2 separate regions of the Homo sapiens genome follow, and region 2 is linked to region 1. Evidence: chromatin loops called from intact Hi-C (ENCODE). Cell type or tissue: heart left ventricle. All regions are shown on one strand.

Region 1 (8,000 bases):
ACATGGATGAAGCTGGAAACCATCATTCTCAGCAAACTATCGCAAGGACAAAAAACCAAACACTGCATGTTCTCACTCATAGGTGGGAATTGAACAATGAGAACACATGGACACAGGAAGGGGAACATCACACACTGGGGCCTGTTGTGGGGTGGGGGAACAGGGGAGGGATAGCATTAGGAGATATATCTAATGCAAATGACAAGTTAATGGGTGCAGCACACCAACATGGCACATGTATACATATGTAACAAACCTGCACCTTGTGCACATGTACCCTAAAAGTTAAAGTATAATAAAAAATAATAAATTTGAAGTTAAAGCAATTTATTATAAAGTTAGGCAATCATGTCATGGTTATTATCTCAAGGAACTCATTTTGCTTTGCTTTGTTTTGTTTTGCCGTGTGTGTGTGAGTGTGTGTATAACATAAAAATAGCCTTATTTTATTTTTCTAAGTATGCATATATAAATAAATATGCTTATGTATTCAGAAAGTATATTAAATAAGAAAAAATAAAATAATCTGTAATCCTATCTAAACAAAACTCTGGTTAGAATTTTATCATATAGCCTTCTTGGCTATTTCTGTTCATTATGCACACATACCTAACTTCATATTTCCTTCTAAAAAGGCATCGACATTTGTAATCAGCTTTTTGTTACTCAACAACAATATGATTATTCTCTACGCTACTAAATATCTTCTCTTGAATAGTTGTGTAGTTTTCTGTTGCTTGGACAGATATAATTTATTTAATTAATCCCCTATTGATGGACACTGGCTTATTTTGAATTCTTAGATACTATAAGAGCATTGTGATGAATATCCTTACACATGCATATCTATACATGTTCATTTGTTTCCTTAAGATAAATTCTGCAGAATTACATGGATATATATATACATATATATATACATATACATATATATATATATATGTATATGTATATAAGTTCTTTGGACAGAAATTACTCAAGTGCCTTCCAGAAAATGTGTAAACGTTTTCTCCTCCCATTGACACAGTGGGGGAAGGTTTGCATCCCCACAGCTTGTTGATTTGGGCTATCAGCCTTTCTAATTTTTCAGAGAGCCATTGTCTGAAAAACCTCAAAACATCCCCTTTCTCATCCCACATTGCCTCTTGAATAGATAATTTTCCCTAGGAAGCATCTAAAAAATTCTGGAAGATATAAGTGGTTGAAGTAAAATTAGACTTGGTTTTAAGGTTTTACCAGAGAACAAAGAAAGCTGAAAAACATCAGGGCAGGGTTCTATATGTGTTACCCACTGATGACTCTATGCTGTGTTCCCTCTGATTAGAAAATGAAGGAATCAAACTTATGGAGATGCTTCACAAGCTCCTAAAAAACAGATCTTCAGCTGTGTAGGGAGCCACAGATTTCCCCTGTATGAATCTAAAATTATGTCAAAGTTTTTTCTCCTTTATGTTGGGTGTTTTTTTTTTTAAGAATAAATATGAAGGCATTGCCTCTCAACCGTTGAAAATAGGCATGGGAATTATAAGAAAAAGTTTTGCATTTGAACTCTGACTTAAGGTTTGGGCAAATATTTAGATACTAATTTAATTTCAGACAAACTACAGAATCCTAGCAATTTATTATAGCTCTAATTTGCAATAAGGGAGAAACAGTAGTATTTCTTCTAGTATTTTAGCAGAAATTAAAAATGTGTATTTACAACACTTAGTCACTTCCCTTAAAAAATAAAATCTTTTCAGCTTCCATGTAAAGCAGCCAGATGTCTAATTAGGAATCCTGAAACTCGGCTCTATTGAGTTAATAAGAACCCATGGCAAGTATTAACCAGAATATCCCATTCCTCAACAATGACGAAAAATACTTGAAAGTTCATGAAATAAGCTGTCAAAGTGGTTCGGTAAAATTCTAAATAAGATTATTATATTTTCATGTTCTTGCTAATCTATATCATGGTTAGAAATCAAAGCATGCCGAAATTTCTCTCTTACTTTTTTTGCTGTTCTTCCTCAACCCCACCTTCCTCAGGAATTTTTTTTTTAACTAAAACGTTCTGTGGTTGCTTTCAACCAAAGAAATGGTATAAATTATTGAAGTTTATATGTTTTTTGTTTGTCTTTTTATGAATAGAAAAATATTTGTTATTTTTTAATCAGTTGAGTGGGGGCTGTGTGTGTGTGTGTGTGTGTGTGTGTGTGCATGCACCTGTAATTTCTTACTTTAAATAAATGTTTTCCTATTTTAAAGGCTTTGTGGTACATTGATGAAACAAAATGGACAAACTTTCAGAGACGCTAATTAGTCATTTGGCAACTCTTCTCACAGCCGAAAATATAGTTTTTTTTCCAAAGAGGAAGCAATAAAGTATTATAAGTAAATATTTTTAAACTTCTACTAAAATGCTTGTTGAAATGTAACTGATGTATCTTATGGAAAAAATGCACACTTTTATGACACTTAGTAAATTACTAGAGTTCTGGAATTTCATTGTCTGATGTTAATCAATATATGTTTACACAAATCTCAGTTTATTTTTAAGGAATTGAGAGATAAATGCATTTATATTTTTTAGGAAAGGCAATTAAACCCTTATAAGAAAATAATGTAATGATAATGGTTAATACCTAGTTTAAAATGTTAGCATGAAAATTAATTAACCTAATGTGTACAAAGGACATAAACACTTGCTTGGCTTATGATGAATACTTAGTAAGTATCAGCTGTTATTATACCTGGAGTCACACTGTCTGGATTTAAATCTCAGTTCTGCCATGACTCGGCCTCAGGTCTTAAATTTCTCAATGATAAAATGAGGATAATTATAGTACCTACTCCATAGGATTGCAGTGAGAATCAAATAAAGCCTTGGAAGAGTGTCTAGCATACAGTACCTTCTCACTGACTATTAGCTTTCATTTTTAACCATGAGTGCCCCCAAATGAGAGCATGTTGCCTGGATTATTGGTAGTGGAGTAGATATATGTTTTATCTCAATTAGGGTAAAAATTTTGGAGAAGATAGGGTCTTATTTTTCTTCTGTAGCTCCTGATGTTTCTAGCCTTGTACAGTAAGTATGAAAGCCAGACTCTGCAACTGCCACTGTCTAAATGCATAAATGATTTAGTGAATTAATTTGTAAATTCAACTGGTATGAATTGGTCACTGACAGAAATAGAGAAAACAAACCATTCTTTCTCAACTCATCCAGAGAGATCAAAAAGGAAAAGTTAGATGTTTCTTACAGAACTAATGTTCCCAAATGACTCATTAGCCATATATGTCTTCTTAAAGCCAAAGGGCTTCTCAAAAGAATATTTGTACTTCTCCTATCTGCCCTCTTCTACGAAAAATAGATGGGATTAAAAAGAAAACAAAGACAACAAAAACCAAACCCAACGTTGACGGCTTAGCTGCAGTGTTCGTTCTAGAGCCATTTGTAAAACAGCAATGCCACCTGTTGGGTAGAATATGCAAGTCTGTTATGATTTTTGTGTATTGGAAAAATATTTGTTTATGCCTCCTCTAGGAGGCAAAGTATTGGGTTGCAGTATGAGAAGGAGAGAAAAATGAAAAAATCACTTGCAAAAAGTTTCCTAAGTAGTAAAGCAAATGAAAAGACATATTTCTAGTCATAGCATATGGACAAGTCTCTATTTTAAAACCTAACTTTTTTCCTCCCAAATCCTTCCAAGGATTACATGATCTATCCTGGCATTTGCTCTATTGTTCTTTCACACTCCTTTTATGGGGCTGCTGAAAGCAAAAATAGCAATCTGTAACACCTGTCACTTAACTAAAATGAGACATTACTTTTAATAAAGCAGATAATTGTTTTAACAACTTAGCAAAGATGGGGCCCTGTTTGTGGGGGCTGCAGCAGTTTTGTACTTCTTCTTGTCAGTACTACATAGTCATAAATCTCTGAAATGTAATAAAGAAAGAAAAATCAAAGATGATATTCTGATAGTGAGATGACATATGGATATTAGTCCCTGACCCGGAAAACATAAACAATTTTTGTTTAAGACAGAGTGTCCTCAGAGTTGGAAGTCTATCAGTATTGCTCAAGGTGGTACCCTGAGACTTACCAATGCCTCAGTCTAAAGATGAAACACTCAATGGTATTGCTTTTCCATTGCTAGCAAGCAAATGATGACGTTAAATTTGCTGGGCTTCAGACAGCAGAGAATATCTGGAATTGCTTGCTGGTCAAATATCTTGCTTGGCAGAGATATTTTCTCTAGGACTTCTTTGGATCAATTTCCTGACAATAAGGATCACCCTACTAGAGTAAAGAAAAAGATAGCTGGGCATTCAGAATATCAGATGCCAGTTAAGTGTATGTACAAAAACTACAATATAAGGAAATGTCCAATGTCATATGAGTGGCATGAGTGATTTGGGAATTTATAGGTCATAAAAATTCCAACTGAGATAAACAGGGAAGACTGGCAGGAGGACACTCAAACTGGAAAGATGAGGGCAAGAAATAGCTGAGATCCAATCAGAAACAAAAAGCCAGACTGTGGGAGTCAGTAGGACTATTCAGGTTTGTTTTTCCACCTCTTATTCTTCTAGGTACATGACACAATTGCATTTTCCTGCCTCATTTGAAGTTAGACATGATTGTATGACTTATACCAATGACATGTGAAGGAAAACAGTGTGCATTACTTCTGAGCAGAAGATCTAAAAGCCAGTATAGAATTTGTTATGTATCTTTTCCCTACCTCAGCAATTGTGAATCCAAATGTTGAAATGGAGTGTCTCTTAATCTGGTCTCTAGGTAACCAAGATGATCAGAGTCTGTTTACTGATTCACATTGGATATACACCTTTATTGTGGTATGCCATCAAGATTGTGAGGTTTGTTTGTTGCTGCAGCATAACCTAGCACATCCTGACTAATATACAGGGTTCCCATAAAATATATAAAATAATGAGCTAATAAAAGTAAAAATAAGAAGGAAAGCCTTAAAAAACCTAAAATTAGAAAACATTAGCTTTGGAAAAGCTAGAGGACAAGGGTTTTTTAGTTATGTGTTGTATATGAAGTCAATATATATGTGTGTGTCTATAATATATACGGTTTAGAAATGTATTTCCAAATGTTAGCCATTTCCCTATTTAATAACATATTTTCCCCTGTTTTCTCAACTCTGAAAGCAGCAGCAACAACAATACAATGGTACTTTTCAGATGTCTCCTTTATCTCTCTGTTATTAATATTCTTTATCATTTCCAAGACTGGAAATTAAAGCATTGACTCAGTTTTCTTTTTCTACCTTTGTCCACATAGAGGCTTTGTATATAGTAAACAGAGCAATTTTATTAAAACACAAGTCAGACTAAGTCACTCCTCTGCTCCATGACCTCCAATGGTTCACCATTCACTCAGAGAAAAGTCCGTCCTTGCTGGAGCTTATAAGGTCCTATGTGATCTGGCCCTCAATCACCTCTGACCTCATTTTCTTTGTGCCTTAACTTCCATGCTTAGCTGTTCCTCAACTATATATCAAGCACACTTGCTTAAGGACATTTATAGTTATTATTCTCTGTGCCAATAAGGTTCTTCCCTTAGAACATTTATGTGGCTCATTCCCTTCCTTTCCTTCTGGGCTCTGCTCAGAGACCTTCCCTGAACACTTTTCACACTTGAGTGGATTTGTCATACTCACTCTGCTGTATTTTTCTCTAGAGTATTTAAGATGATGTGATATACTACAATTTGCTTGTGTATCTGTAAATAACCTTTTTCCTTTAACTAGGACATAAGCTCCGTGAAGGCAGGTCTGTGTCTGTTTTGTTCTCTGTGGAATTCCATCACCCAGAAGAGGACCTAGCACACAGTAATAGTTCAATAATGAATTTGGATTATTCTCTCAGTGCTGAACCTCATTGCTGTGCAATATGGCTTTGAATTCCCCTTCTGTATCCCTGGACTTACTACTCAATGTCCAGTATGCTGTCCAGGGTCACAGCATGCCAGCATGATAGCACAGGACAGAAATATAAGCAGGCTTACTTCTGAGGTTCCCATATGAAAGCTATGGCAAAATTTTCACTTTCCCATGAAGAAAAAAGATAGACAAAGGCAAATTTGAAGGCATTGACATAAAGCTAAGTTTTAAATTTTATTTTTTAAAATGTGGGATAATTTCCTTACTTTTTTTGGTGCTAAAGTGTCCTTTCATTTGTTAAATAATGATAGAGTTTGATGACAGTTTCTATTTTGCTGCTTATTTGTTAGCTTTTTCCTTTTAATGGCCCATACTTGGCAAAGTGAAAAGTTGAACATCCTCAATAATACCCAATTTTTAAATATTCTAGAATTAGCTATCTCCATAAGGCAGGAAACTGAAGTCAAGAGAGATGCCATGACTTCTACATATTCGTCTATCTAGATTATAGCAGAAGAAGAACTAAAATTCATACCTCCTCATTTCCAGCAAGTTCTCTCTCTACCCAAAATTCCTGCCTCTGAAAAGCCCTTTGAGAATAATTCCCTCCCTGACGTGGAGTGTGCTTTATCCCCATAGATTTGCTTTTTTGGCCATGAAGCATTTCAGGGCTCTACAAGAAAATCAAGCCTCTTCTTTCTCATTTTTAGGGTAGTCAAAGGGTTTACACCTTACACAAAGGTAAGTTCTAATAGGGTGGAGTGAAGTGCCCGTGTTGGAAGCAATTAGAGAGGAATGAATTTCCCTCTGAAAACACGTTAGGATAGTTTAAGAGGTGAGTGTAGGGGTAATATATTCCTGAATATAATATTGCCCTGTCACTTCCTTTGCTGTCTTGGATGTCATTTTGTACATTTTTCACATTGTGTGTGTGTGTGTGTGTGTGTGTGTGTGTGCGTGTTTTGCAAATACCCACCTTAACTCTGAACTTTATTGTAGGCCAGAATTTTGTCTCCTTATATTTACTATCCACCTAACCAGAGGGCCTGCCCAGTACTCGGCACTAGGAGAACATTGAGTGTCTGCCACGTTGACTTCTGCTTTTATTTATTCTCTTTCTGAAAGGTCACTAGAGCTAAAAATTCTCAAGCTATTGAGAAATGCCACCCCCATCCATGGTACTGTATTGGCTCATGAGCTTTTTTCAGTTATCTTTCTCATTGTCTTGGCATCTGACTTTTAAGTAGACAAAGAATGCCAAGTTCATGCCAGATCACAATCTGCAAAAAAATGCTTATCACCGCTGGCAAGGAGAATGGAATATGCTCCCTTTGTAAAGATCATGGCTCAGAAAGAAGATTCAAATTCTCAGGAGCCAAACAGTTGGCTATAGTACCTTCCCACCCCTCAGATGTCCTGACTTCTATCTGGGAGGTATCTGGGCCATTAATGTAATACTCCATCATCAAGTATATATTGTGATCACCACTAGTAAGCTCAGAAAATCACTGAATTCCAGGATTAAAAGAGGCTTTAATGGTATCTTAATCCAACATCCATCCTCTTTATAGTTAAGTGATTGAAGACTGCTGGTAATTTACATAACACATTTATTGTTAGAAAGTTTTCTTTTCACACATATGAGGACTTGAAATCTTCCTTGCTGAAACTTCTACTTATTGATTGTTTATGAACTAATATTTGAACACTGAGCTCCTTATCACACTTCAGGTTCTGTGCTATGTGTTGAGGCCAGGAAGATGGATAAGGCACAGCTCCTGCTTTCAACAGCCTTATAGTTGGGTTGGAGAATTGTCATATAAATATATAATTCATACACTGTGCATAGTTCTGTATAAAAGCAGAGTGGAGGGACATATTCCCCCAATTTAGGCTGGTAAGGTAAAGGAAGGGAAGATTCCTGGAGTATATGACATGTCACCTCACTTTCTAGTTTGTTAGTCGTGCAGCAATTTAATCAGTTAATAATCAACCCAACTATATCATCCAGTCTAAAGTCTACATCTTTCCATGAACATAATAATCTTAGCTGGGGACATAGTGACTGAGTCTCCATCATGCTTTCCCCATTCCACTCCC
Region 2 (8,000 bases), 890 kb before region 1:
TCAGCCCAAATAGTGTTACAATAATCATAATTCAAATTAGTGGAAGGTAGTTTAATAAAGAGTAATGACATAATAGTGATCCTATGAATGTTAATTCCCTAAGAGTAAAATTGTTATGATGTACAGAATCTCTACCCTTATAACATACAGTCCATGTTACAAAAAAAATCAATAAACTCCTTCAAGACATTTAGGACAGATATTTATTTAGGTCTATTTAGACCTAACATATAATACATATCTAGCCACTGAATCATAGCAAAAATCTTTCTTGAGAGCAGTTGTATAAAAATGAAAGAATTTTGATGAAACATTTTCCCATCAGAGAATGCAAAGCAATTAAAACTATTAATATTAACCATAAACAAAATTAAAAGACATGTGACAAACTTAAGCAATATTTGTAACATAAAATTAAAATAGTTATTATATACATTGATCTTATTTGTTAATAATAAAAATATTAACAAATCAGTTAAAAAATTGGGAAGGCCCATTTTGGTGGCTCATACTTGCAATCCCAGCACTTTGGGAGGACAAGCGGGGGAAGATTACTTGAAGCCAGGAGTTTGAGACTATCCTGGGCAAGAAAGCCAGACCCTGTCTGTATAAAAAATAAAAAATAAAAAAATTAACCAGTCATGGTGGTGCACACCTGTAGTCCTAGCTACCCAGGAGGCTGAGGCAGGAGGATTGCTTGAGCCTAGGTATGAAGGCTCCAGTGAGCTATGACTGTACCACTGAACTTTAGCCTGGGCAACAGAGCAAGATCCTGTCTCAAAAAAAAAAAAGGAAGGAAGGAAGGAAAGACTGGCAAGAGATATGAATGATCTGTAACAGAATATGGATAATAAACACAGGAAAAAATGTTCAACCTCACCAATATTCATGGAAATGCAAATAAAAAGAAATAACGAACCACTGCATATTTAGAAGAACAATAATATCCAGTGTTGCTAAAAATTAAATGCTAGCTGGAAATAAAAACTTATGTTTTCTTAGAAGATATTTTGGCCAAAACAAAGACACAAGTGTTTATTATCTTTTGACTTAGCTATCCTACTTTTAAGAATTTAAACTAAAGAAAAATTCAGAGACGTGGGGAAGCATTTACAAATATGATATCTCACATTATTTTCATTTGCTTACATTCATTTTTATGTGATAAATGGGAAAAAATCTAAACATACAATTTAACAATATTTAAATTATGTTACATCCATGTAATAGAATATTATACAATTAAAAATAATTTTTGAAGAATGTTCAGTGACATGAGAGTATAATTATGATATATTAATAAAGCAATATGTAAATATTACATATACCATGTAATCTCAATATATTATTTTTTAAGTATGTAGAGAGAAGTGTACCAAAGTGTTAAATAGTTATCTCTAAGTTTGGGATAATGGAAAGTTATTTTCATTTTTATACAGTTCTGTACTTCCTCAATTTTCTATAATAAATTTGTAGTATTATTAAGAAGAGAACTTTTTTAGAGAGAAAATCTTGACAAATCAAGAGAAAAGAGTAAAAAATATATATATTTGTTAAATGTTTTTCATAAAACACTTAAACCACTTACCTGTGGTATACAGTCAGTGTATGCAAACATTGATTTAAAGCGGTCATCCATGCTTATGTGGTAAAGAACACACATTGCTATTTGTTTGTAGTTGTCATTGCCTAGGAATAAAACATCATGGTGATGATGCTATAAATATATATTTTTTATATAGCACACTCATGTTAATGTACTACAACTTAAACTACTGAATAAAATCTTTATATAAACTTAATCTGAAAAATATTTTGAGCTATCTATTTCAAATCCAAAATTTAGAGCAAGCATATTCATGTTATATGTGAAACATCACTAATTTCCAAGAAAGAATGTCTATTTCCCAAGGTATAGTTTTGAAAAAGAAAATTAACCATAGGAATTAATTATTTTCATGAGTCCAATATAAAAACAATTGGGTCATTAGCCTCCCCATCTTTACTGTTTTATCAAAATATGTGATTAATACATTCATTGACAGTGGTGATGTTTAGATATAGTAAATAAAAAAGCATCTTTCTACAAATCAGAAACTGAAAATATCATCCAAATGATGAAAGAAGTAAAGTAGTAGTTATAACAAAAAAATAAAATATATGACTATAAAATGCTATAGGCTATAACACAGCCGAAATATAGTATGAAGAATGTCTCAGAACTTCTAAGGTAAGATTATTCTGGTTTTATATGCTTTGAAACTGAAAAAAAGTGAATACATATCAAGATTTGAAAAACAAAATGGGACTTTAATATATTATTTAATCCTACCTGCTTTCAGACAGAACATATTTTAAGGACCTACTTACAATCTCAAAGTCAGTGATAAAACTAGAGCCAGAAAAGTTGCCTAACTAAAAATTTTATCCAAAAAACAATATCCTTTTTGAAAATTCTAGGCCATGAGAAATTCTGAAGATATTCCCAAGGTAGTTAGAAATTCTTTAGAGGAAATAAACTGGTATTTTCTTTTCTGTCCTTTTTTTTTTTTTTTTTCAGAGACAGAGTCTCACTCTGTCGCCCAGGCCAGAGTGCAGTGGCACAATCTTGGCTCACTGCAACCTCCACCTCCCAGGTTCAAGGGATTCTCCTGCCTCAACCTCCTGAGTAGCTGGGATTCAGGCGCCCACTACCACACCTGGCTAATTTTTTATTTTTATTTTTAGTAGAGACAGGGTTTCACCATATTGGCCAGGCTGGTCTCGAACTCTTGACCTCATGATCTGCCCACCTTGGCCTCCCTAAGTGCTGGGATTACAGGCGTGAGCCACCGCGCCTGGCCCTAAACTGGTATTTTCACAAGGCCTAGTGTAGAACATGGAAGTTGTTCAGTAAGTATCTGCTGATTGATTCTGTTTTTAATATTTAAATATAAAAGCTGAAGAAATAAACTCATTTAATCAAAGATAGAAATTACTAGTTCTAAAAGGGGTTCAGAATTAGAGACAAAGATTTGAGACAGAAGTATTCAGTTTCCCAGGGTCTAGCAAGCTTCAGGCAGGTGATTTGCTTGTACCCAGAAGGTGAGGCTTGCAGTGAGCCCAGATTGTGCCACTGAACGCCAGCCTGGCCAACATGGAAACCCTGTCTCTACTAAAAATATAAAAATTAGCTGGATGTGGTGGTGTGCACCTGTAATCCCAGGTACTAGGAAGGTTGAGGCAGGAGAATTGCTTGTACCCAGGAGGTGGAGGTTGCAGTGAGCCCAGATCATGCCACTGCACGCCAGCCTGGGCAACAGAGCAAGACTGTCTCAAAAAAAAAGTAAGCAAAAAATACAGTGATCTTCTATCTCTCAAATTTACTTTGAACTTCCTTACCATTTGATATATTTATCTAACATATAACCTCCATGAAAGCAAGGACTTTATTCACTGCATTATCCCCAGATGCAAGAATAGTACCTAGCACAGAGTAGGTATTTAATAATTGTTGATTGGTTAATAATAATTTATTAAACATTTACTATATATCAAGAGCCATGCTAAACAGACTGTATGGCATTGAATCTCAAAACAATCTGTCAAATAGGTCTTATCATCCCTATGTTTCAGATGAGAAATCTACAGTTTAGAGAAAAATAAATACTTGCCACACAGCCTTGTCAGTGGTTGAGTGGGGATTTAACCACAGGTCTCTCTGATTCCCAAATCTTTACCAGGTTATGTTACAATACTACTCTCAAACATTTTTCTTCCTCATTTGATGCCTTTGGTATTCAACATTTTTATATCACAAGGTAAAACTGTTTTCTAAGTAAGACATTATCAGGTATAAAAGACTGATAAACACTGATATATGAGGGAATTAAACATGTTTTAAAAATATACTGCTTTTTAAATCCAGGTTTTAGATTTTGCATCTTGCAAAACTGTTTGGCTAATTCTATTTCCTACTGCTTACAATAGCAGTAAGAACAACTCCTTGGGATAAGATAAAAACAATATATGTTTTTCAGATGAATGGACACTAGTAAGCATTTTCACCTTAAATAAAATCTATAAATTCACTAATTCAACTATTTGGAATACAACATATACAGGAAATACATTTTATTTATATGAAATAATATTTATTTATTTCATCTATTTTTAATTTTTCCCTATGGTATTATTTATAGAAAAATTAAATTTATAGAAAATTTACAGAATAGAGAGTCAAATCATTTAAGGTAAATTTCACATTTCTTCTATTGTTTGAAGAGCTTTACTACAAAATTTATAAAGAAGAGAGAAGCTGAATTAGAGTCAGAGATAGGCTCTAAGGATAATGATTATTGACTAAGGTTAAAATAAAGCTAAGATAAAGTAATGTGGGAGAAAATAATATTTAAAGTTTTTGTTTAGGGGTAAGAATTTTATTTGGCGGGCAGTAGGTAAAAATTGTGAAATCGCTCCAAGTAAGAGAAAAGTGCAGACAAATAAATGTTCTTAACCCCAACAATTTTGTCCTTGAGTTTGGAGCAATCTAAATATGTAAGATTTATCAATTTTAATGTTAGATTTTAACAGACCACATTTTTATACTGTTGAAGGCACCAATTTATACTTATTCTAGTATAAAGCACATTTGCCATAGCAAAACTTAACGTTTGAACAGGTTCTCGTGATACGTAGGTTAAACATGAAAAATTCCAACTTTATTCCCCAAGAAGGTAGGAATCCCTTAGTCTTGGTCTGACTGTATTTTACATTATTTTTTTTCCCCCGGAAATTGAGATATTTGAAAATCTTTTCAAACAGAGTTTTAAAGCAAACTCATATTCTGAAGGAAAGTTTCTCTTTCCCTGTGATTCTAGTTATTTTCTATCTGTCATTCAGCTGTGGATAAGTCCTAGTCTTACTTAATTTTTAAAAAATATTTGAAGATATTTTCTCTAGTAATGGATTCACTGAAAAGTAGGATTCCAAGTAATACAACTTATTAAATGGTAAAAGAAACAAAGAGAAATCAATAACCAATATAAAAGATTCTTCAACAACAAAGTAAATAATCAAACATTAAAATTCAATGTGAGGCTAGGAATGAAACAGGAAGCTATTCTATACTCTAGGAGAATCTGTCTGCTGCTCATGTCAATGAAAAAATTCTAAAAAGCAATGTCCTGAGGTGGCACATCATTCAGGTAAGGTGAGAGGAAGGAAAGACTCACCTTTAAAACATAGGTACTACATTAAAAGAACAAGAAATTCCTGAACATTGGGAGAAGCTAAAAAAATTAAAATAAATAAAAGAATAACAAGGGAAATTCTCTAATTAATTTTATATACATGTATGTATACATATAGCTTGTGTGTGTGTGTGTAGCTTCCAAAGGCAAACTCAGGATAAAGGGTATCTGTTAGAACAGAAAGTACAGAGAAGAGTCCAAAAATTATAATAATTTCTACTGGCAGATGAATAATATAGATAAGAAGCAGTTCTCAGATATAACAATTTATATTAATTTTATATAGTGAAACTAAACGTCTAATTTCCAAAAGTAGGATGATTCATTTTGCAGCCAGTCCTAATTCTGCTCTTATGTACTTTCTCATTTTCCTTTTCTCTTCACACTTATGGTCAAAGGTGAAAGTTCCTTGCAGTTCTCCCACACCTTCCTGCTTTAACAGAGGATCTGTGATCCTCTATTAAAAAAACTCTGAATACGTTTCCAATTTCCTATAATATTCATCTAAAATGATCATCATATCCAAAAGTTTGCTAAAAACTAAAGGACTGAAGTTAAGAGAAGCTCTAGGGACACAAGGCTATGGACAACTAATCTTTCTTATACCACAATTCTCTGAGAGAAGGTTAAAGAGAATGGGTTAAACAAACAATGGTATTGTTCCTATTGCATGTTCAACATAGTTTTTCTCATTTAGACCTTACAGTAATTAAAGGGGTAGGTATTATCTTTGATTCAGAGATGAGGCAATGACATTCACTAAGGCTATGACCCTTTCAAAAGGAAACACAGATGTGAATCTGGGATTCAAACCTAGGTCTGACTATAAAGCTCATGCATGTACTTTTAACCAAGCCTTCCAGGAGGCAGCAGAGGGAGTGAAATCAATAATGCCAAATAAATGTAAGTTATCATCATCATTCCTTAGGGCGAAGTACAGGAAGGAGATGCATCTAGAGGGACTCTGTACGATCTGCTGGACCTGGGACTCATGGGGAAAAGGGTGAGAAGATTGGCAGTGGTGAAGAGAAGACATGAAATGGAGAAATGCAATCAGATATTTCTCAGAGGACCTGTGCCCAGATATAGCAGGTTCCAATGGATGAAAGAATTTCCTGATGGGGCAAACTGCATTATCCCCCAAGCAGTTTTGAGGACTAGACCTACAGCAGCCTAAGTTCTGAAACTCATTCTCACTAAATTGGACAATAACTGCATCGATCTGTGATTTTATGAGAAAAACAAGGTGCTAGAAGCTTAAAACATAGGTAGACTGATAAAAGCAATACTCTAACATTGGCTGACAGCTCAGGCTCTGGAGGCAGAATGCTCGGGTTCAATCTGTGGCTCTTCCACTCATTAGCTATACAGTCTTGTGAATGTTATTTAAATTCTGTGTTTCAGTTTCATCATCTGTAAAAATGGGATAATAACTGTACCTACCTGAAAAGGTTGTTGTGTGAGGATGAGATGAGAGAATCCTGGTAAAGCAATTAGCACTAAGTTTGACATACAATAAATCAATTCAATAAATATCATTTCTTATTATTATGTTGACAATAACATTTTTTCTGTTTTACTAATACAACAGTACTATCATGTGTTCCTAATATATATGATGCTTTGTGTTTTTTATCCTCAAGACTTGAACTGTAGTTAGAAGTAAAGTAAGTTGGAGAGGCAGCCGAGATTTCTGAGATAAGCTAGACACAGTTCAGAGGTATACTCTGAGCCTATGGCCGAGCCACTTACCTTTCTACCTAGTCATTTTCCTATAAAGCTCTGCTGTTTGGCCGGACACAGAGGTTCATGCCTGTAATCTTAGCACTTTGGGAGGCTGAGGCATGTGGATTACCTGAGGTCAGGAGTTCAAGACCAGCCTGGCCACCATGATGAAACCCTGTCTCTACTAAAACATAAAAATTTGCCAGGCATGATGGCAGGTGCCTATAATCCCAGCTACTCAGGAAGCTGAGATGTGAGAATCACTTGAATCTGGGAGATGGTGGTTGCAGTGAGCCGAGATCGTACCACTCCACTCCAGCCTGGGCAGCTGAGTGAGACGTCTCAAAAAAAAAAAAAAAAGAAAAAAAAAAGGATAAAAAAAAAAAAACTCTGCTGTTCATAAAATTTAGGCTTAGGAGAATCATCTTATACCTGAGGCTCTACTCAGTGACCCATATGTAATAAGAACCCATCATCATTCTCTCACTCTCATAGAGTTATAAATCCCTTAATGGAAAAAAAAAAAAACTTTAGTAAAGAAAATGATCCCCTCTCAATACCCCCCTCCACACACATTCAGAAATCTCTTATCCTTTCAGGTTTCCTTCTTTTAACAGAACTTACTTTCACTCTTAAAGTGGGGAACAGTCATGGAGATGATGGGCTATCAAGCAGACGAAAGAACAGACAGAAGTCTGAGGACACTGAAGAGAAACCTCACAATTAGCTACCCTGTTTCATTTACCTTTAAACAGCATGTCCCAGGCAAATAAAACCTATATGACAGAGGTGTTTTCCCCATGTTTTAGCTGAACACAACTGAACAAAAGAAATCGGACTACAACTAGTGCTTCACCAGATATATATATATATATATACACACACACACACACACACACACACACACACACACACCACACACACTTTTTTTTTTTCTTGAGGAAACAGTGTGAAAGGAGGTGATGACAGAGCTAAGGGACTATAATATTCTAACCCAAGTTGCTAATGTGTCTTCTGGATTTTATGTGAGTAAAGTTTCCCCTA

The links. Hi-C counts contacts between places; a loop is a spot of excess contacts. Peaks named below come from ENCODE experiments on the same cell type or tissue, not always from the same donor. Only the 100,000 strongest peaks of a DNase experiment are listed, where the experiment ranks them.
Region 2: it touches region 1 in a loop (2.8-fold over the local background); 4 of 110 quality-filtered maps call a loop at or near these places.

Annotation. Positions count from the first base shown.
Region 1 is chr1:170,878,656-170,886,655 of GRCh38, forward strand. LOC124904455 (a long non-coding RNA gene) reads left to right here and starts at 4,273. Exons shown (of 2, transcript XR_007066730.1): 1 at 4,273-4,549. In heart left ventricle, a CTCF peak has its summit at 3,456 (motif pointing left); no DNase peak of the experiment used is centred here; H3K4me3 peaks cover 331 bases.
Region 2 is chr1:169,990,567-169,998,566 of GRCh38, forward strand. It overlaps KIFAP3 (kinesin associated protein 3), which reads right to left. Exons shown (of 20, transcript NM_014970.4): 11 at 1,589-1,689. Among named protein-coding and RNA genes, the nearest start is that of KIFAP3, 80 kb to the right of the region's middle. In heart left ventricle, no CTCF peak of the experiment used is centred here; no DNase peak of the experiment used is centred here.